Linked DNA regions of Homo sapiens: region 2 is linked to region 1. Evidence: chromatin loops called from intact Hi-C (ENCODE). Cell type or tissue: dorsolateral prefrontal cortex. All regions are shown on one strand. Links, peaks and the distances in the headings refer to the core of each region. The heading gives the core; the rest is flanking DNA.

Region 1 (11,394 bases), core at 3,201-5,700:
TTAAAGATGTCATTTAATTTTCTTTTGGCTTTCATTGTTTCTAATGAGAAGTTAGTCAAATTTTCAGCTTTGTTCATATATATAGTGTGTGCATGTGTGTGTTTTCTGGCTGCCTTTGAGGTTTCATCTTTGTTACTGATTTCCAGCCATTTGATTATAATGCATTTTAGTGTGTTTGTCTTTATCTCACTTCAGTTTTGCTGAACTTCTTGAAACTGTGGGTGTATCTTTTCATCAAATTTGGAAAAATTTTGGTCATTATTTCTTCAAATGTTATTTCTTAATTCCCCCAGCCCACCCTTACCTTTCCTGAGACTCCATTTGCACATATTATCCCACAAGTCACTGAGGCTGTGTTTATTTTTTAAGGCTTATTTTTTTCTCTATGCTTTAGTCTGGATAGTTTCAATTGTTATGCCTAAAGTTCACTGTTCTTGTTTTCTGTAATGTCTAGTCCTCCTTAAGCCAACCAACAAATTTTTCATTTCAGACAACCCATTCCTTGGCCCAGTATCATTTTCCCTTAATGATTTTAAATTTTATTCTTATCAGATACTAAATTTTCATAGGTGTTTGTGTTTAATTTGCTTTTTATTCTGTTTCATTAATCTATTTGTGTATTTATGCTCTAGAACCGCATTAATTTTTATTATTATAGATTAATATATGTCAATATCTGGAAGGGTTAGTTCTCCCTTAATACTTCTGCTTTTCAGTCTATTCTTGTTTATTTTTTCAAATGAAGTTTAAAGTTGGTATGTAATTAAATGAAAATTCTGTTGATGTTTTAAAAATTGTACATATATATTACCTTAGGGGTAATTAGCATTTTTCTTATGTCAGAGCTAAATATGCAAAAACAGGGTTAGTCTTTACAATTTTTTCAAGTTTTTTGCATCCCTAAGTGGCATTTTAAAGTTTTCTTCATATAGATCTTAAATATTTCTTTGTTTATTACTAAATATTTTGTGTTTTTGTTGTTGCAGCTATTATAAATGAGGTCTCCTTGTTATTATATGTTCTCAGGGGTTATTGCTTTTATATAGGAAGACTATTGATTTCTCTAGTCTCAACCACTTAATGTGTTCCATCATTGTTTCCCAGTCATTGCTTACTATATTTTTCAGGTGTATATAATATACCAAAATGGTGCTTTCTTGAATTTGCATATTCTTTTTCATAATGTCCTAATATTGCTTTTGTATGTTTTATTTTTCCTTTCTTTTTGAATATCTTAAACATACCCATTTAAAAACCTTTTCATATTGTTCCATTGCTGTAATTTATAGGGTGTAAATTTTCCCAACTATTTCATCTGTTGACGGTATTTTAAGATAATTCCTTTTTTCATGGAATTAGAGATATTTTACCATGAGCTCATCTTCAGGAGAAATAGTTTCCTGCTGTGTCCCATGAGGCTGTACTGTGCAGGCATATGTGTCATTTGGTTCATTATTTGCCTTTGCTGCGTTCATTCTTAGATAATTTTTATGTTTACTTTTTAATTGTAACTTCCTTTAGTTATGGTTTGGAGGAATTCTGACTAACACCCACACAGGGTGCAATTTTGGAAGTTTGATTTTTGGAGGTCTACTCTTTCACCACCCACAATGTTGGACAGATGGTCAACTTCCTGATGCATCCTTAGACCAGTGGGCAGAGTTCTTCTAGTCCTTATTTCCGGAAGGAAGATTACTTTCTGGCTTTTAGCTTTATTCAAAGAGGTCCGTTCAGCTTCTTATCACCTGCAGGCCTGAGGCCTAATCCTCTGCTCCTGTGGGTTTTAAAACCTATGCTAGCACCGGTTTCTGATATCCCTATGGACCATTTGCTTTTAACACCTGCTCAATTTTATGAGTTTGCGTTTCTACTTCCTTTTTGGACCTAGGAGTTTTTCTTACTTAGTTTAGAATTTGGCTATGAAATGGCAACGATAACAACGACAAAAGTAACATTTTTTTGTTGTTATAGTTTACCCAGCTTTTATATGGGTTTGCAGCATAATGGGAACTTCCCACATCAGTTCAACCTGTGCCATTGACCAGGATTTCCTGATGGCCCCTTAAGTGATTCTGACACATGCTCTTTCCTGACATAGACAGGAATACTTAACTTCAGACTATCTTGGACCTCAGCAAGTAAAATATTCCAGTTGTTTCTATACATTCGGTCACTTAGCAACTTTTTCCATGCCCTCCTTTCTACTCTTTTAAATACAAACATTTGTTGAGCATCTATTTTTTGCAAGGAACTGAGCTTGTTATCTGGCATAGAAAACTTAATGAAGTGAGATCCCTTCCTTGTAAGAAAGACATCACTTTCTATGGCACAGAGCCAGGGGCCAACTTTTGTGCACTATAGTAAGTACCTGAAATAGAGTTAGGAGCAATGCATTTACAGGGAAATGTTGCTTAAAGGTTGTTTGTTTCTGTGTTTTGGTTTTCTGTTTTGGTTTTGAGACAGGGTCTCACTCTGTTACGCAGACTGCAGTACAGTGGTGTGATCTCGGCTCACAGAAACCTCTGCCTCCGAGGCTCCATGCGATCCTCCCACCTCAACCTGGGACTACAGGCGTGCACCACCACCCCTGGCTAATTTCTGTATTTCTAGTAGAGACGGGGTTTCACCATGTTGCCCAGGCTAATCTTGACCTCATGGCCTCAAGTGATCAACCCACCTCGGCCTCCCAAAGTGCTGAGATTACGAGTGTGAGCCTCTGCACCTGGCCTGTTGCTTGAAGATTTTGTGTATGAATGTGAAACAGATATGACCATGTGTTTGTCTTCTTTTGCATATCCTGGGAATAATGAGTAAGAGTGGGAAAGCAGCCCACAGGGAGTAGGAGAGAGAACATTGCAGAGAATTAGGGCCCTTGGCTACTAGTTCTTGTTGCTAACCAGTCCAGGGACTCTCAACCCCAGCTGCCCTTCAGACCCCACCCACCTGAGGTCCTGACTCAGCTGTTCTGAAGTGGGCTCCAAACATCTACATATTTAGATTTGGATGTTTCTGTAGGTGATTTTAATGTACAGTTAGGACTGAAAACCACTCACCTAATTAGATGACTTTGGGTAAATTATTTTAATCTTTATTCCTTCTGTGCCTTAGTGTCCTCAAGTATCAAATGAAGCAGGTAATTTCCAGATCCAGAAATCCACTCTAACACGTAATAGTTGCCCAAGAGGGGGCTATTTTTGTGACATTTGTTATTATTGTTTTTGTTATTAATACTATTACATAATCTCACTGATTTTTAGAAGCTTAGTCTTTTTACTGACAGAAAAGTATCAGTAAACTCAAATGGCAAGCAGACTAGTTTTTCTATCATCCAATGTTATAATTTGGTTTCCAGAAATTATTAGGTAATGGTAATTGATATAACAGCTTTGCCCATTAGATCACCTGCCTTTACACACTGTACTATAAAATAATGGACTGAGTTTTATGACTTGTGGAATCCACCGTATTGATTTATAGTCACAGCTCAGGGCTGTGTGTGGGTAGGCACAAAAGTGTGAACACTAATTGTTAGTGAACCCATTTGGAGGACTACAGAGAGGTGCTCAGAGGCCAGGGTTCCAAATGTTTCTCATTAATTATCTTCAAAACAAACTCTCAGCGTAAGAGCCCCAATTAGGGAGCAACACATGGTTTAGAAAGCCCTGGTGGTAAATTTCCTGATGTACTGGATTTCATTTTGGGAATTAGTGTAGTGCAATGGAAAAAATGTGAACTCTGGAGCCAGCCAGACTGGGTTCAAATTCTGGCCTTACCACTTACCAGCTTTATGACCCTGAGCAAGTTACTCTGCCACTTTGCACCTCAGTTTCCTCATCTGATATATGGAGATGATGATAATGGTACCTACCTCACAAAGCTATTGTGGATGAAATCAGTTAATTCATGCAGAGTACTTAGAACAGTGCCTGGAACATGCAAACATTCAAGAAGTCTCAGATGCAACTTTTGTACCAAGACAAAGATCTAATCCATAGGAACAAATAATAAAGAAAATTGAGGCAAATGTCAGGGTGGTTGTGATGGTATTTGGGGGGTGGGTTGGCCTTGACTGAAGTCCTTACCTGGCACGGGCTAATCCTTCTACATGGAAAGCCAACGTTGCCTGGGCACAAGCCCGCTCCTGAGTGGCCAGACTGATGAGGACGGAGGATCCTGCAGATGAAATATTGTTGGATCAGGCACCGGATGGCTCATTCCCTCCATCTTTCTTTTTGGTCTCTCCCTCACTTCTTTTTTGTCCTCCTCTCTCCCCCTCCTCTTTCTTCACGCTAAGCCAGGCCTTTGCCACATCAGCCTCACCAATAGGACCCTCAGGGATTGCGGTCCCATAAGCAAGTCTAACTTGAGTCCTTGGCCCAGTTCCTGGCGCTTCATTTTAGCTTCTCCCATCCCAAGTGGGGCTCTTGTGGCCCATTCTTCTCCTTCTTCCCAAGAGATGGCTCAGCTGCCTGCAGATGAGCCTCCTGGGTCCCAAATAGAAGAGAGTCTTGCTGACTGGGAAGGGGTGGGTGGCTGCTCGGGCTTGCTCTTTCCCTGGCAAAGCCTTTTCTCATACACACATTTTGCTCAGGGCAGTTTTTGGAACACAGACATGCCAAGCCGACCTCACCTCTTGTTAACTGGGACTGAGGAGTCAAGTCCGTTTTGGTCTTAATTAAAAGAACATGAGGATCAGGGTCAACTGTGCAGAAGAATCAGGAGCAAAGTAAAGAGATTAAAGCCATGCTTTGTTCTCATCAGAAAGTTTGATGTTTTGAGAATATTGAGTTGTTATTGAGTCCTCCGCAGTATCTCTCAGGAGGAGAACAAAATTGGCCCATAGAAGGCAAACTGACTGATCCCACCCCTTTCACAAATTCTTCTTAGCAACTTGTTTTCATGAAATTGAGAAGCAGTATGATGTTGTATAAAGAGCAGCGACTCTCATTCTTCACTTTAATAATTTTTGTGGACCTCTGAAAATGCGAGCTTCGCTACTCTCCCATAGCCCTACTTTGGTATCCACATTTCAACCAGATTAGTTTCCTGGGGCTGCTGCAACAAAGTATGACTGACTGGGTGACTTAGAACAACAGAAATGTAAGGTCTCACAGTTCTGGAGACTGGAAGTCCAGGACCAAGGTGTCGGGAGGACCGTGCTGCCTCTGAAGGTGCTAGGGAAGGATCTGTTCCAGGGCTCTCTCTGGGATTCAGGTAGTTCCTTGGCCCTTGGCAGCATAACTCCAATCTCCACGTGGTGTGCCCCTCATATGCCTGTCTGTGGCCAAATTTCTCCTTTCCATAAGGACACCAGTCATATTGAATTAGGGGCCCACCCTACTCTAGTGTGACTCCATCTTAGCTAACTACATCTGCAACCCTCTTTCCAAATAAGGTCATATGCTGAGATACTGAAAGTTGGGACTTCAACATATGAATTTTGGGAGGATACAATTCAACCCTTAACAGCTAGAGCTATGCCCCACAGACCGGATTCCACAAAACCATTGCAATCTGCTTTGCACCACCCACTCCACAGCTTGACAGTCAAGTGCTCAGAGGCTGCATGTTTGATTGAAGCACGCTGATGCTGGTTCTCCATGTCCTGGAAACGAGGCTGGAGACAGGGCCAGGGGCTAAATCATACAGAGCCCTGAAGGCCATGGGCGTTGTGTACTTTATCCTAAGAGCAGTGGGCTGTCTTTGATGCTTACAAACAGAAGGCTGATCAGACTCTAGAAAGAGCCTTCCAACTTTAGTGTTGAGAATGGAATAAAGTTGGGGCAAGGCAATTCTTCAAGCAAGTGACAAGCTGGCCTGAACCTCAATGGTGGCAATGGGAATGCGGGGAAGATGACTTGGAGAAATAGCTGTGATGTATCAGGGTGCCTAGAGAAAAACAACCTAAAGTGTGTGTTATTTTAGCAAAGGCACTGCCATTTGGGGACCGTTGGCAAAAGGAACTTGTCATTTGGGTTTCTGGATATGGACACTTTAATGTTGGCACAGATTCCCTTGTTTTCAAGGAAGTTACCAAGATAAACCCTCTAGTCAAGCCAAAGTAAAGCAAGTTGATTTGGGGAAGATGTCATACCTGAGTGTGGCAACTGCAGAGTGTGATGTTAAATGTTGAAGAACTGGTGAAAAGTTTTCCTGAAGTGACTACTTAGACTGAATTATTCGTATCCCCCATGTATTAGGTGCCTATTTGCTGCTGCAACAAACTACCACAAACTTAGTGGCTTAAATCAACACAAATGTATTATTTCCCAGCACTGTAGGTCAGAAGTCTGACTTGGTTCTTGCAAGACCACAGTCAAGGTGTCAGCAGGGATGCAGTCCTTTCTGGAGCTGTAAGACTCTTTCCTCTGTTCTAAGGCCACCCACATTCCTTGGCTCATGGCTCCTCTCCGTCTTCAATGCCAGCAGCACATTATGTCTCTGGCTCTGCTTCCACTGTCTTTTTCTAACTCTGTCTTCTGCTTTCTACTTTTTTTTTTTTAACGGAATCTCGCTCTGTCACCCAGGCTGGAGTGCAGTGGTGTGATCTCAGCTCACCACACCTTCCACCTCCCAGGTTCAAGCAATTCTCCTGCCTCAGCCTCCCGAGTAGCTGGAATTACAGGCGTGCACCACCACACCCAGCTAATTTTTGTATTTTTAGTAGAGATGGGGTTTCACCATGTTGGTCAGGCTGGTGTCGAAATCCTGACCTCAGGTGATCCGCCTGCCTTGGCCTCCCAAAGTGCTGGGATTACAGGTGTGAGCCATGGCGCTTGACGCCTCTTCTACTTTTAAGGACCTTTGTGGTCAGATTGGGCCCACCTGGATAGTCCAGGGTACTCTTCCCATCGCAAGGTCAGCTAACTAGCAAGCTTAATTTCACCTGAAAACTTAAATCCTGTTTGCCACATAGCCTAATGTATCCACAGGCTCTGGGGATTAGGATGTGTATATCTTTGGAGACCATTATTCTGCCTCCACAGCCCACATGATGTTGATATTAGTATAATGTGGGAAGTGCAAGGTCACATAGTGTCGTTGTCTTATCTGGGCCCTGGTGAATCAGAGAGAGGGTTGCTCTTGAAAGACTTGGGGGTTTTCAGGGCCAGTTTTCCTGGGGCAGCATGAGCAGGCCTTAGGCCAGGAGACAGGGGCAATGCTTCCTGCTTTCTGGTGTAAAGGGGATGGGGGTATAGACCCAGGGTTGGTTTGGTCTATTCGAAGGATTCTTGCTGAGATGGGACAGCTTGAGAGGAGCTAGATGTGGTCCTGAGGCTGGGGTTTTAGGGCCTGCGGGCTCCAGGAAGAACATAGTGAGCCACTTCTGTTATGCCCCAAATATTCAGGAAGCATCACCATCTGCTCTGGGCTGGGGAATTAAGTTTCCAGAATCAATGATGGGGTGGGGCTGGGGGTCACGTCCCCACTTGCAGTGAATCTGTATGGGAAAAGCACATCCTGGAGAAAGGAGTTACAAGGGGATGCATGATGAAATCCCTCGGAGATGCCCAGACATGGTGGAGGGAGACCTGGGCGGCTGACAGCTATTCTGCTAGTCCCAGGCAGATGGGGGGTTGAACATTAAAAGAGATGAAACTTTATGTTAGGCTACGAGAGCAGACATCCAGGTTTCAGTGTGGGGAGATGCCCCAGGACTTAAAGATGAAGGGGCTGTGGGAAATGATGGCGGAGGAGAGGTCCAGGTCTAGGTCTTCAGGGGAAATGGAATCTCCCTACCTTTCCTGCTCGAGAGGGTGCTCAGCTGTAGGGAGGGGGTGCTCTTCTTCTTTTGGGGCTTTATTGTCAAAACAGAGGAGTGGTCTTCCTGCACGACCCAGGGAAAGTGCCTTTTTAATGAAGGACTTCTGTCCTTGGGGTCTTCTCACCTTCCCTTTGTTCCATCTTCTCGCCTCCTTGGCCTTTTTCTCTCACTTGCTATCTTTGTTCTTATTTAGAGGAAAGGTTTGGGTAAGACTATTCATTTCATAGGATATTTTCTGCTTAATCTTTTTTTTAGAAAATGGTAAAGTCTTCATTTCAGACACCTAGCCCATGCTTGTCCATAGAATTACATGTTCCTATTGGAGGGGCTTTGTCCAACATGCATCCCCTGGAAGAGACCCACTGGCCTTCTCATAACAACAGAAGAGAGACAGTAATGGGCTCCATGACAGACAGCTTCTCACTTCCGTCATTCCAACTGGTTCTGGGAGTAGGGAGAGCTTATACCAGCTGCTTCATGCAGGCTCCAAAGGGCATTTTGTTTTAGCAGTGCCCTTTTCCTTAGGAATTGTCGCGTTCTGCCTCTCCCTCTCATTCATTCACTCAGCTACGTGCTGAGTCTCCACCAAGGAGAAATGACTAGAGGCAAGCGCTGCTCTCAGGAAACGGAGTTACACTGTGAGGCAGTTTGTGAGTGGATCCCAGGCTTAGCAAGACCCACTGGAAATTCTCTCAGGGTTCAGAGAGGATAGAAGAGATGAGGGCTTGAGTAGATGAGAAGAGAAAACTCTTTGAAGTCAGCCCTTGAAAGATTGGTTCAGCAGAGAGCAGGGGCTAGGACATTGCAGATGAAGCAGGGAGACAGCATAAGGGATATCATAAATATACATGGGATACGGTATATGTGTGTATGCATGCATGCATAATAGTTATATGTGTAAATAGTGCAAAATCCAGAAAGTTAAAAAGATATGTATTCTGGCTCCTTGTTCCTCCTCACCCAGTTCCCCTCCCTAGAGGCAGCGTTTATGTTTAAAAATATTTAACAAAGACAGAGTATCGCTCCGCATCCCCAACTCATGGCTGGATGGCTGAACCGTTTTCTAAGAGTGGAAGTATCAAACATGCATGTTTTCATTGTTTTATCCGCAGTGCATTCTGTGACCACTCTCCACAACCAAGTCCTCACAAAAAATACTTCATGCACCATTTTGGGGACCAAGTTCCTGCCCCAAGATGCAGAAAAATTGAGAGGCCTATATAATGTTAGCCACCCCTGCCTCCTCCCAGGAATCCACAGAAATCTCCGGAGGACTCTGGGCTCCTGCAGGTCATGAGTTGTGGGTCTGAGCCAAGAGCATGGAGATCTAAGAGATCTAAGGGACCGGGAGGCCCCAGGGGCATGTGCACTGCACATTAAATGGAAAAGGTTGACCCATTTGGAGACCAGGGCAGCTTACAGCCAAGGAAGGGCTGCCTCTGCCCCCAAGGGGATGTGTAAAGGGGGTGCCCAGGGACACACAGGAGCAGCCCTCATGGAGGGCACTAACAGAATCAGGGTTCACAGGCTGCAGGAAGACAACTGAGAACACACAGATGGACTCTGGCTCTTCCCAGATGAGTTTCCTGACCAGAAGAGAACTCCCGCATAGAAAGGTTATGTGGGAAACACTCTGGTTTTTCTTCTCCTGCTGTGAAATCAATTAAAAACAGGATGGATATAAAATGGTTTTATAACCTCCTCCACCTCTGGCTTCCTTTCTTCTTGGGGATGAGCCAGGCAGAGTGGGGAGAGACAGGAGTCTCACGGTCTGCAAATTCTGCAGCAGTTTAAATGATAGTGACCTATTGCTTCAGCTCTCCTCAGGGGACCTGGGGCTGGAGGAGAAAATGTCTCCTTGGAAAGTGGCCAAAGGAAGGAGAGCCCCATAGAGGGAGTGAGGGTAGGTAGGGCCCAACCCTTCCAAGTTCTGGGTCAGTCTTAGGTTCAGAACGCATCTAACCTGGGGAAATGAGACAGCCAGTTTTGGAAGAGAGTTTATTTCCCACAGAACAATTCAAATGGCTTGTTAGCCTCGCGCACACTTGCTTGATATGACCCAACATGAATAATTTTCATTCCTGTTTTGATTTACAAAAAATGATAGTACATAACTTTTTTTGAGTACTACTCTGTGCCAGGAACATACTCAGATACCTTTCTTACGTTAACTGTAATTCTTATAACACTACTGAAAGTTAAGTACTATTTTCTCCTGTTAAAAATAAGGAAAATGAGGCTCAATGAGGCTAAGTAAACTTCTCAAGATCAGAGAGCTAGTAAGCGGCAAAACCAGCATCCAAACACAAGTTTGTTAAAATAATAATAGTTCTGACTTATTGAACTCTTCTGTGGGCTAGATATTTGACATACATTATCTGAAATCCTTATCACAACCCTGTGAGGGATTTTGCTGTAGCTCCATTTGACAGATGAAAAAGTCATATTTAAGGAAATAGTGCAAAGCCCTAGAACTGACTTGGTGAAGTCTGGCCTTGAACCTGGGTCTCTCTGGATTCTCTGATGCCTGTATTTATTCCAAGTGTGCCACGCAACTTCGGGGACCCAGAAAGGTGCTCTTGCCCTAGGTGCTTCCAGTGGGTGCTCTGGGACCAGCGAGGGGCCCCCACTGGTTGTCCGTGGTGATCTGAGGTTGAACTGAGCTGTACACAGAGCATGAGAGTGGCTTCTGCCAATACACATTGTTCTCCGCAGCATGTAATGTTTTCTAGGGCCTTGGCCAACTTGGCTGAGGCATTGTAGACATCTTGAGGGACTGGGTTCCGAGCATCTTAAACGGATCGACAGATTTTATCAGGAAGTACTGCTTCTTACCACAGAGCTGCCCACATTTTTCCCAGTGAAGAGTATTAGCTGGAACTAGGGTTCCAGCTATTTTTACACCCGATGTAAAATCATGTGAATGAGCTTCCATGGCTTACACATCCCTCCTTACTCGTCAGACAGTTCTGATCTGCTTTAGGCAACCCCATCTTCTCTTTATTCCTGTGTTATTTTCCAAGGCACAGCCACCCACAAAACATCTTGGGGAATCTTGATGTCCCAATCCACATCTTCGCTTCACTTACTTGCTTGCACCCTGAAATCTGTAGTCCACAAGCAACAGCCACAGCAAGACAATCCGAGATTGGGCTGGCATTGAGAAACGCCCAAAACATGTTTACATCTTGCATGTCTTTTAGGGCTCTTGTTAACCCAAGGAGAAAGAGCAGTATGAACACCGGTTTTAGAGAATAAATCTAAGACCCTGTTAGTGCCCGAAGCAGGATTAGAAAGTAGATTTTCACCGGATTCCATTGTCCCCAATTCTCTTGCTCCAGACCCTATTCTAAGGCATAAAGTTAGGGAAATAGCCACAGAGGCTCAGGCACATTGCCCTGATTTGAAATGTTTCCCTCAAGGGGTCCTTTCAGTTGTTCTGAAAACTCAGCCTGAAAATTGTAAATGCCCCATAAAGGCAAAGCTTTTACCTGGAACAATCCATTGCAGAAGAAGCATATTCCCTAAAGCCAAGGTTGTTGCACAATTTGAGCTGTCTCACAAGCACCAGCAACTAGTCATTCATTTATTCAAGAAATACATACTGAGTGGCTTCTAGGGGCCAAGTA
Region 2 (11,394 bases), core at 7,983-10,482, 200 kb after region 1:
ATAAATATACGTGTCCATGTGTCTTTATAGCAGCATGATTTATAAGCCTTTGGGTATATGCCCAGTAATGGGATGGCTGGGTCAAATCGTATTTCTAGTTCTAGATCCTTGAGGAATCGCCACACTGTCTTCCACAATGGCTGAACTAGTTTACAGTCCCACCAACAGTGTAAAAGTGTTCCTATTTCTCCACATTCTCTTCAGCACCTATTGTTTCCTGACTTTTTAATGATCGCCATTCTAACTGGTGTGAGAAGGCATCTCATTGTGGTTTTGATTTGCATTTCTCTGATGGCCAGTAATGGTGAGCATTTTTTCATGTGTCTGTTGGCTGCATAACTGTCTTGAGAAGTGTCTGTTCATATCCTTTGCCCACTTTTTGATGGGGTTGTTTGATTTTTTTCCTATAAATTTGTTTAAGTTAAGTTCTTTGTAGATTCTGGATATTAGCCCTTTGTCAGATGGATAGATTGTAAAAATGTTCTCCCATTCTGTAGGTTGCCTGTTCACTCTGATGGTAGTTTCTTTTGCTGTGCAGAAGCTCTTGAGTTTAATTAGATCCCATTTGTCAATTTTGGCTTTTGTTGCCATTGCTTTAGGTGTTTTAATCATGAAGTCCTTGGAGGGCATGATTTTTTAGACTAGAAAAGGGAGGCCAGCTAGACATATAGGAATGATAAGAAGCTGTTAAGAGTCCTCTAAAGACAAAATCTCTAAGAACAAACCAAGGAAACATAAGGTACTTGGTGTAAGGTAGTAAGGAGCACTTCTCAATAGATTTCCAGTAACAAGGCAGACAGAACTGAAGTGGAAGGGAGCCACCTTGCTAAATTTAACAGCAAATGTTACTGCATTCCAAAGTCAAAGAAAATAAAAGGAAATGGCGCAGTGTCCAGAAACAAAGAGAAAACTCAAAGCCAGAACTGTGACTAGAGCTGATGCCACAGCAGATCCTGGGAGGTGGGAGTTGGGTCCAGGTCTTAGTAACAGGGACCTGGCTTTTACCACCTGTGTGGAGTGGATGCAGCAATGTAGTCTGGGAACTTTGGAAAGGCCTAACACCCCTGCATAAGTCCAGGACCCTCAGAGAACCACCTTATCAATTACAAGGAGACAGGAAACCTTTAGTAGCCCTAAGAAACAACAAAGAAGCTCTTTAGCTTTAATACATGGTTGACAAAAATGAAAATTGCCTACAGCAAATCAAAGCACCACACTTGTACCACATACAGTTATGAGTTCCAAATCTGTTATACATATAATGCAGAAACACAAGCCAAAAAATTAAAATAATAACCAGCCATGAAGAAGTGAAATCCCCAGGGCTCTGACTCAAGTCAAAGGCACACCACTCTGTAAAGACATGCCAAAATTCAGGGCCAATGGAATGCCCACAGGCAAAATTTGGGCTACTGAAGATATGCTTATAAACAAAAATGGCAGTTTATATAAAGAAACTCCCATGAGGAAACATGATAAATGCAAAGTAAATATAAAAAGGTAAAGAAATAAATACCATACTTAAAGAATAGGGCAATGCCCCAACTGGGCAACATGGCAAAATCCCATCCCTACAAAAAATACACACAAAAAAATTAGCCGGGTGTGATGGTGCATGCCTGTGGTCCCAGCAACCTTGGGAGGTTGAGGTGGGAGGATCACCTGAGTCTGGGAGGTCGAGGCTGCCGTGAGCTGTGATTGTGCCACTGCACTCCAGCCTGAGCGACAGAGCAAGACCCTGTCTCAACAACAACAACAAAAAAATATAGGGCAATGTGAGAAAAACAGATAAGTTTGTAAAACAGACAAATAAAACTTTTATCAATGGAAAATCGTTGAACTTAATAGATGGGCAAAACAGATTAGACACAGCTTAGCAGGGAGTTCATGGGCTAGGAGGTGAACCTAAAGAAATCATCTAGAATGCAGCACAGAGAAATAACGACATGGAGCATATAAACAAGAGGTTAGGAGTCAAAAGAAGATATTAACAAGAAAGTTCGATATTCATCCAATTGTAGTTCCAAAGAAAGACTAGAAAGCAGTCGGGGGAAGCTGAGAATGTTCCAGAATTGAAAAAAGCTAAGAATCCTCATTTAGGAGAACTGCATTGATTCCCAAGCAAGATTAAAAAAAAAAATAAAACTTTCCTAACCTAAAAAGGTGATGGAACAGATGAATTATACAAGTTGTCTTTTCTGAATAACTTTCAATACCATGAAAGCAATTCTCATTTGCAATTAGATTAAGTACAAACTGGTACAAATGCAAGGGAGATGGCACAAATAACCCTCAGATTACCATTCTACCCGAAATTCCGCATCTTCACTTCACACAAAGATAGCAAAACAAAGGAGATTTATTTGCATTTCTATTTAAGCAGCATGTCTCGCTAAACTTTCTTTGAACTTTTCTGCACTAGGTCTGCACTGACATTGATGAGTGTCGAAATGGAGCGTGCGTTCCCAACTCGATCTGCGTTAATACTTTGGTAAGTATTTCTCACAGCTGTTGTTATCAAAGCAGAACCGGTTATTAAAACAAGTGTATGTTTATAGATCATAGCTTCCAAACACACCTAGAACATGTGGGCATAATATATTTGATTGGCAGAATAAAGGCAAAAGTTTGTGCTGAAAAAGTGTTTAATATGAGTAATTTTAAAAGTAATTTTTATGTAAGAATAATTTTATAAGTGCCAAGTTCTTTATTTTCTATCAAAGTTGCAATATTAGGCTATTAGATAACTATTTATTGAGTAAATAATTATTACTCCTGTATTTTAAAATTGTGAAGAGCTTGGTAGTTTATATTAATAGTTCAGTATTTTACTGGTGACTACACAATCCCCAAATGGCATTATTTATTTTCATAAAACTTTCAATCATGGGGTCAGGAGATCGAGACCATCCTGGCTAACATGGTTAAACCCCGTCTCTACTAAAAATAGAAAACAAAATTAGCCGGGCCTGGTGGCGGGTGCCTGTAGTCCCAGCTACTCTGGAGGCTGAAGCAGGAGAATGACATGAACCCGGCAGGCGGAGCTTGCAGTGAGCCGAGATCGCACCACTGCACTCCAGCCTGGGCGACAGAGCAAGACTCCCTCTCAAAAAAAAAAAAAAAAAAAAACTTTTCAAAACTTTTCATTGTATTAAATTAAAGTGCTTAGCACTTAGGGATGCCTATAACTTAAGTATTCAGATATGGGTTTTATTTCTGAAAGTTCCTGTCAAACTGTGTCCAAGATGAGAGATGTACCAGAGTTGACTATCAAGAAAAGAACTACTGATTACGTGTATGACTATTTGAAAGTTATCCAGCCTCTAGGTTCCTTGTTTCCTTGTAAGTAAAAACACTTTACATTTATCAAGTCACTTATTTTAATCCTCACAACAACCTCATAAACAGGGATTATTATTATCCCCATTTTACAATTGAAGAAACTGAGGGACAGAAATATTACATCATTAAGTCCAGGCATGGTGGAGCATGCCTATAGTCCCAGCTCCTCAGGAGGCTGAGGCCGAAGGATCATTTGGGTACAAGAGTAGTTTGAGGCTACAGTGAGCTGTGATCGCCACTGCACTCTAACCTGGGTGACAGAGGGAGACCCTGTCTCCAAAAAGAAAAAAAAGAAATGTTACGTATTTAGACTAAGGTCACACATCTTCCAGGTTGGCTACAGAGCCTGAGTTCTTCTCCGCAATGCTATATTGCTTAGGAATAGATGGGGATTTATTGCTTCTCAGCTTTTACCAGGACAAAGTAGTCTGCAAATAGATTTGCGAGATCTTGGTGTAAAGGTAATAACTGAGCCACCTAGAGAGAAGGAAAGTAGACAGTAAATAGAACTCCAGGAAACCCCAAAAACGAAGGACTAGGCCAAGGAAAAAGAGCAGAAGCCAGAAAAAGGAGCGAACTGATAGCACAGCCAGGGAGGCTGAAAGATCGAGACAAGTCATTGGAAAGCATGCATTGGATTTGGCAACTAAGAGGTTGTGAGTGACTTAAATCATTAAACAATATATATACTTCAAATGGATGTCTTTTACGACCTGTAAATGTTATGCCAATAAAACTGCATAAGATGAAAAAGATCTAATGTACAGCATGGTGACTGTAGTTAATAATACTATATTATATATATGAAATCTGCTAAGAGAGCAGATCTTAAGTGTTCTCACTGAAAAAGAAAAAAAGGAAGGTAACTATGTCAGTTGATGGATGTGTTACTTAACTGACTGTGGTAATCATTTCACAATGTATACGTATATCACATCATCACACTGCACACTTTAAATATATTCAGTTTTGTCAATTATACCTCAATAAAGATGAAAATTTTAATTTTCATTTTTTAAACATATTGTATAATATTTATTACATATATAGTGTGCAGTGTGATAATATATATTATATATATAAAAGCTAAAAAAACCTGGCCCCTGAAGTGTCATTGCAGCGGAGCTGACAGCTCATTTGTCAGTTTCTCAGCCTACCTCATCAGAAATTCTCAATGCAGGCCACCAGCATTTCTCTGTGCACCCATTCCTTTGTCATTCCATTGTAAAAGAGCCAAAGGAACAGCAATAAGAAAAATTAACTTGCTTTTTAAGCAGATCATCTCCCTGTCCCCAGAGTAAACTTCTCACACCACCTCCCAGGACTTCACTGGAACTTTTGACCTGTCCCCTATGCCCTCCACGGTGGCGCGGGCAACTCAGTGTCATTGGTTCACAGTCCAGCCTTCTTCCTTCACTTCTATTCCTTCTTTGTCTGAGTGGCCGGACGCAGCCTCCAGTCTGATGGTGTTTTCATCAACATTCACATGATCTTACATGTAAGCAAAGAAGAAGGCATGGATCTGATGCCTGATTCCTGCCAGCAATGAGTACCTGTGAAAATATACACAATAACTGTACCTTTGCTCAAACTGTACCTTTGCCCACAGCTTTCAGCTCATCACCTGATCTTTGTTCCTTGCAGGGATCTTACCGCTGTGGGCCTTGTAAGCCGGGGTATACTGGTGATCAGATAAGGGGATGCAAAGCGGAAAGAAACTGCAGAAACCCAGAGCTGAACCCTTGCAGTGTGAATGCCCAGTGCATTGAAGAGAGGCAGGGGGATGTGACATGTGTGGTAAGTTGTTTTTTGACTTCCTCTATCATTTTTCCTCTTCCATTTTTAACACCACCTCTCTCCAGTTTCTATGTGCTTCAGGGTAAAAGTACTCCAAAATGAAAGCATTGCAATTAAATGAGCATGGAGTGTAATAGGAACAGGGTCCACCGAGTTTGTGGGGAGCAGCCTGACATCCATCTAACCATCAGCTGCCTTTTCTCTCCCTCTTGGCTGGGGGGCAACCCTGTCCACTTGGGTACCTGGATGCCAGAGCCTCCGGTGAAGCCCCAGCTCCCAAGCACCTTCTATGGAAAGGCCCAGAAGCCAGCAGCAGGGAGGTGAAGGAACATTCTTCTCCCCTTTCCTTCTTCTGCCCCATCTACCTGCCTGTATAATGACAACATACCTGCTGTCATCTCTAACTGTCCTCATCCTTACAACTTCCAGAGTCTGTCTGCCTTGACGCTCCTGTTGGGGGTGGGCCATCGTGTAGAGGTGGGGACTGTCATAGTCCCTCCGGGAGAAACCTTCCGTCTTTGGCAGGTGACTGGCAGGGCCAGACGGCGCCATGCTGTATGTCTACCTCCACTCCAATCAGGGACAGCTCCATGAATGGTCACGCTTCCTGTGCATTCTCCAGCCACGGAGCTGGTCTGGGGAGGGGAGGCTGGGAAGAGAGTAGAGCAGTCACAGCAGGGCCTGACATGGGTCCCATGCTGAGCTTGTAGTGGGCCCTATGTGAAGGAGAGGGCATGCTCCTGCCATCCATTCCCAAATCCAAGGATCCAGAGTCCTCAGCCTGCCATCCATTCCCAAATCCAAGGATCCAGAGTCCTCAGCCTGCCATCCATTCCCAAGTCCAAGGATCCAGAGTCCTCAGCCTGCCATCCATTCCCAAATCCAAGGATCCAAAGTCCTGGGGATCCTAGGCACTGAAAAATCAGCAGACTTCAGCTGCCCCCCTCCTCTGCACTTCCTGGGATGCCAGGCCCTCGGCCGGTGGCCCGTCAGACTCTGGGGTCACTGGTTCACAGTGATCACCCCTGAGTAGCAAGATGGATTCTCGGAGCCCTTTTCCATCTTTATCTCAAAGTTATGCTTCTTTATCTTTATGCATACACAATTTTCCACAATGAGCCTACCACTTTTCAAATAGGAAAAATAAGAGTCAAAAATGAGTTAATAAATAAATATAATGAAGTCAGCCCTCCTTGGCAATACAGATATTCTGTAACAAGGTCAGATGGAAGAATGTGGTGTATCAGAGGGGGAATAACCCCAGCAATTTCCTGAATTCCTCATGGTTGGGCTTGTTTATTACCAAAAAGCAGTCATTGAGAAACAAGTGTATATCTCTGTTGAAATCCCCATTTTCTGTGAACAAATTGACAACTCCCCTGGGATGATGGGTGATGGGGCTCTTAATATGTTTTTGAATTTGTAATAAGGCACAACGACAGATGGTAAAGGATTAATAAACTTGGCGTGACTACTAAAATAATTGAATCTGCCAGAAAATAGCTCATTAAAAATGTATTTGTTCCTAGAGGACATTTTTTCCTCATTAAAGTGAGTCAAGGATCAGCCTCGTGGATCAGCCTTCCAGGCCTTCCAAAGGCCCTGCTGGGGCAAGTGAGCAGGAACCAGGAGCCCGGGAGGGTCTCTCTGGAGTTCTGCCTCCTAAATCCTGGTTGCAGAGGGAGAGCACAGATGATTGAGAATAAGCAGGCTGTGGCTGAGGAAGTCACTGGTCTGAAAGCTTTTGGGTGGTGAGGCCAGGAAATTTAACCTGTGCTCACATAAGTCTGATTTCCCTTGGCCCAGACTCTGCTCCTCAGACTCTCTCCCTCTTCCTTCCTTTACCTCCCGTCCCAGGTCAGCTTTCTCTCCCTCTGCGTTTCCAGTTCCCTGTGACCTTCTGGGTCCCCTCCTCCCATCTCCCTTCTGCTGCTCTGCCTGTTCCTGGAAGTGGGAGTGGGAGGGAGAGTTTTCTCTCTGAGTCTCCCTTTATATCTTTGAATAGTGAACCATTACACTATTCAAGTGCAATTAAATAGTTTCTAAGCCCCACCCAACAAGGCTGAGTGACTCTGGGCCCTCCCCCTGGGATTGAGCAAAGGAGCAGAGAGGCCCTTGTCAGCCACCAGCTTCCTGCCAGGCTCAGCTTCCCAGGCCTCTGATGGGCTTTCCCTTTACAGTGTGGAGTCGGTTGGGCTGGAGATGGCTATATCTGTGGAAAGGATGTGGACATCGACAGTTACCCCGACGAAGAACTGCCATGCTCTGCCAGGAACTGTAAAAAGGTAAGGGGTGTGGGGTGGCAGTAGGCACACATGCACTGTGGCTTTCCAAAGTCACATCTTCTATGGGGAGAGGTTCTGTGGATCTAATTTAAAATTGTACTTGTAAAGTAGCTGCATCTCAGAGGAAGTGAAACAGCCACCAACAATAAAGCCACAGTGTCTTGAGGTCAGAAACAGTTACTGGCTTAACACAAATGTAGGATGTCACTCGGAACTGCATTTTCCCCCTAAGGACAACTGCAAATATGTGCCAAATTCTGGCCAAGAAGATGCAGACAGAGATGGCATTGGCGACGCTTGTGACGAGGATGCTGACGGAGATGGGATCCTGAATGAGCAGGTACCTGCTTCGCTGGGAGGGCCTGTGAATTGCCACGTACCAGGGATGATGGGAGAAAGCCTGTGATGTCAACTATGTATATGAATCATCCCAAATGTTAGTTTCCATGCCTGCATTCCACAGCACTGCAGCTTTTTACCCTATAAGATTCACAGATGTTTGAAATATAAAACTGACAAACTTGGGCCACCAGAGTGCTGATGCTTCACAACAATGGAGGAAGTGGATTTAGTAAAAGTCTGAGTGATGTTCTGTCCTTTCATCTTTTAGGATAACTGTGTCCTGATTCATAATGTGGACCAAAGGAACAGCGATAAAGATATCTTTGGGGATGCCTGTGATAACTGCCTGAGTGTCTTAAATAACGACCAGAAAGACACCGATGGGGATGGAAGAGGAGATGCCTGTGATGATGACATGGATGGAGATGGTAGATTTATCTTGCTTTTGTCTTTTATTTGGAATTCAGTTGACCTTGTTCCATTGTTCTCTGAGAGAGTAGGAATAGAATGACTGATTCGGAGCCTTCCAGCTGTGGGTGGCTCATTGTGGCCTGCATCTGGAAGACCCAAGGTGGACTTGTGTCTATGGAAGGAGACCCCACAGCCCACTCCACTACCTAATGGCTCTGGATGTTTCCAGGACTCTGTATCATTGCCAGAAACTTTGTATGACCCCTTCAAGCAGTGTCTTGTCAGAGTGTGTCTTTATGGGGTATCTCCCTTCCCATTTCTACCTGTCCTCACTCTCCACTATCCTTTCTACATGTGAGAGACCCAGAAGTGGAGAACTGAATGAGAAGGCATTGAGCAGGGTCACAGACTATGCATCACAGGCTACACATCCCATTGTGGGCCCTTGAAGGAAAAACCTTTTTGAAATACCACCTGCCCCAACACACACATACACACACACACACACACACACACACACACATACACCACTCCAGAACATGCACACCCCCCTAAAACATGACCTCACCTTCTGCAAGCCTAACTGATGACCCATTTCCAGTGGTATATGCTGGTAAGCAAATCACAGAAAGCCCTAGTTGGTAGCATTTTCCAGTTTCCATGATGTAACTCCGCATTGTCCTCATTGCTGATTTCAAGCTACCAATGTGACATCATCAAACACAAAACTGAAAAGAGAGGGACACAATGGACCCAGCTCCAGCACAACACTGCCTAGAGCCCTAGGGTCTCAGTCATAGCTCAGATACCCACGAGATCCTCCCTCTCCAGGGTCAGCCATACAGCCATCATGATCCCCTCCTCGTGGTTGCTATCATAGCCCTTGACATCTTGGACAAATTAGAATTCAGTCGATAAATACCTCTGAGAGCTGTTCATTTTTAAGTCTCCCAGAATCCGTCCTTTGAAGCTACCTCTGGATAACTGCAGAAAAGGGTAGTCTCTGTGTGACACTGGCCCAGGCAGAAGTGACTCACCATGCGCCTGATCTCTCCAGCACCTAGAAGAAGTCAGTGACATTCCCCTGACTCAAGGTAGCATTTCTTTCTCACAGGAATAAAAAACATTCTGGACAACTGCCCAAAATTTCCCAATCGTGACCAACGGGACAAGGATGGTGATGGTGTGGGGGATGCCTGTGACAGTTGTCCTGATGTCAGCAACCCTAACCAGGTTAGTAGGATACTGGGGAATTCAAACTCCAGGCTGAATTCCTCTATGCAAAGACTCATTTAAGACGGGTGTCTAGAAAAACAGCAGAGCCTCTTAGCTGTTGCCACTTACCTAACAAAGCAGAGGTGGAAAAATGACACACTGTGGGCCTGAAGATGGTGGGATGAACACCACACAAGATCTGAAGCCCTAGGGACTATCTCCCAGGCTGTCGATTGCCTGTGAGGTTAGTAACACGAACTTCATGATGCTCAATACAAGTATTTTTCCTGCAGAAAGGAAAACGGAGCATGGAAATTAACCATTGGGAGCCTTGTGTCCCTTTAGTCCCTAAACCCCTACACAGCCTATGTATGGACATTTCAGATTAAGTTCAGCCAGGGATGTGTTGCATCTCCCTTCTCACTCCTCCTCCCTGTCTGGATAATTGGGTATGATGTGTCATTTATTTTTAAAGCCCTGAGAGAGGGGAGTCATGGTTGCCCTCTGTGACTCACTCATGATTTTGGCCAAATTGCAAATTGCAGAAGCAAAGCAAAATCAACCTGCCTTCTCCCCATGCCTATGGCTGGCTCCCTGTGACCCGTGCCAGAGTTCCATGCCTCCACCTGCCACCATGCTACCCCAGCGCCCCTTTCCAATCAGCTCATCTGGTGTGTGGGCAGCCCATCCATGTAGCTTGATATTTTAGAAGGCTTTTTTGAAAATTCAGCATTGTGCCTACACCAATATGGTGTTGTCCTTTTGCAGTTTTGCACCACCCCGGTTCCAGAGAAATAATTCCCCAAATCCAATGATGATGGGTGAGGTCTGCCTTCTCTGGAACATTCGGTACATGCAGGCCCAGGAATAAATAACATGTGCTGTTCTCTTTGCAGTCTGATGTGGATAATGATCTGGTTGGGGACTCCTGTGACACCAATCAGGACAGGTATGGCATGTCTCCCAACTGCAGAGAGACAGATGCAAACATCCGGAGAGGGTTTTTGGTTTGTTTTTTTTTTTGAGGCGGAGTCTCACTCTATCACCCAGGCTGGAGTACAGTGGTGCAATCTCGGCTCACTGCAAGCTCCGATTCCCAGGTTTATGCCATTCTTCTGCCTCAGCCTCCCAAGTAGCTGGGACTACAGGCGCCCGCTACCATGCCTGGCTAATTTTTTTGTATTTTCAGTAGAGACGGGGTTTCACCATGTTAGCCAGGATGGTCTCGATCTCCTGACCTTGTGATCTGCCCGCCTCGGCCTCCCAAAGTGCTGGGATTACAGGCGTGAGCCACTGTGCCCAGCCCGGAGAGGGTTTTAAATTTCAGAACTTCCTGCTGCTCCATTCCTTGGGATCTTTCTGGGTGGACTGAGCTGCTGGTGGGATAATAGCCCTGCCTCTGGTCAGAATTACCATGAAAATTCTCCCTGAAAGTTCTGTATAGGGTATAACGGTGTCAGAATAGGTTACTAGGCACTCCAGCAAGTGAGATCTATTTCAGGAGAGGTAATATAGCATCATGCTTCACAGATGGGCTCTGGAATAAGACAGCTAGATATAAATTTCAGCTCCTTCTCTTACATGCCAGCTAACCTTAGGCAAATTACCTAATACTTTTGCCTCAATTTTCTCATCTGTAAAATGAGGATGACAATAGATCTAGCTCATAGGACCATCGTGAAGATTGAGTTGATCCATGGAAAGTGCTCATTATGGTTTCTGTTATATACATAGCACTCAATAGACATTAGCTCTTTTATTTTTATATTCTTTCAGCTCAGGAAAACTTCACCATCATCCCAAAATAGAAGGCTGTCAGTTTGCTGAGGGATTGCTATTATTTCCTGGTCCTTGAAATTTTTTTAATTCAGTTTTCCTTATTTAAGTGGAATTGTTCTGTGGAAGTGAGTTTTGTGAACCCTCCTAGCTCAACACGATGGAGTCCCACATTAAGACTCAAGGCTGGATCAACTGATCAGATTCTGGAAGAACATCACCAAAA

The links. A loop is a pair of places that touch in the nucleus more often than their neighbours do. Peaks named below come from ENCODE experiments on the same cell type or tissue, not always from the same donor. Only the 100,000 strongest peaks of a DNase experiment are listed, where the experiment ranks them.
Region 2: it touches region 1 in a loop (4-fold over the local background); 63 of 110 quality-filtered maps call a loop at or near these places.

The regions. Positions count from the first base shown.
Region 1 is chr5:79,862,931-79,874,324 of GRCh38, forward strand. The region is part of intron 1 of LOC105379048 (a long non-coding RNA gene); the gene reads left to right. Among named protein-coding and RNA genes, the nearest start is that of LINC01455, 68 kb to the right of the region's middle. In dorsolateral prefrontal cortex, for the core only: no CTCF peak of the experiment used is centred there; no DNase peak of the experiment used is centred there.
Region 2 is chr5:80,062,987-80,074,380 of GRCh38, forward strand. THBS4 (thrombospondin 4) reads left to right here. Exons shown (of 22, transcript NM_003248.6): 9 at 2,423-2,491; 10 at 4,987-5,139; 11 at 7,320-7,424; 12 at 7,657-7,764; 13 at 8,035-8,194; 14 at 9,292-9,410; 15 at 10,289-10,341. THBS4-AS1 (THBS4 antisense RNA 1) reads right to left here. Exons shown (of 8, transcript NR_109930.1): 4 at 9,522-9,679; 5 at 9,100-9,237; 6 at 8,746-8,905; 7 at 5,528-5,788; 8 at 3,363-4,895. Among named protein-coding and RNA genes, the nearest start is that of THBS4-AS1, 15 kb to the right of the region's middle. RefSeq lists an enhancer at 7,203-8,402. In dorsolateral prefrontal cortex, for the core only: no CTCF peak of the experiment used is centred there; no DNase peak of the experiment used is centred there; H3K27ac peaks cover 1,758 bases.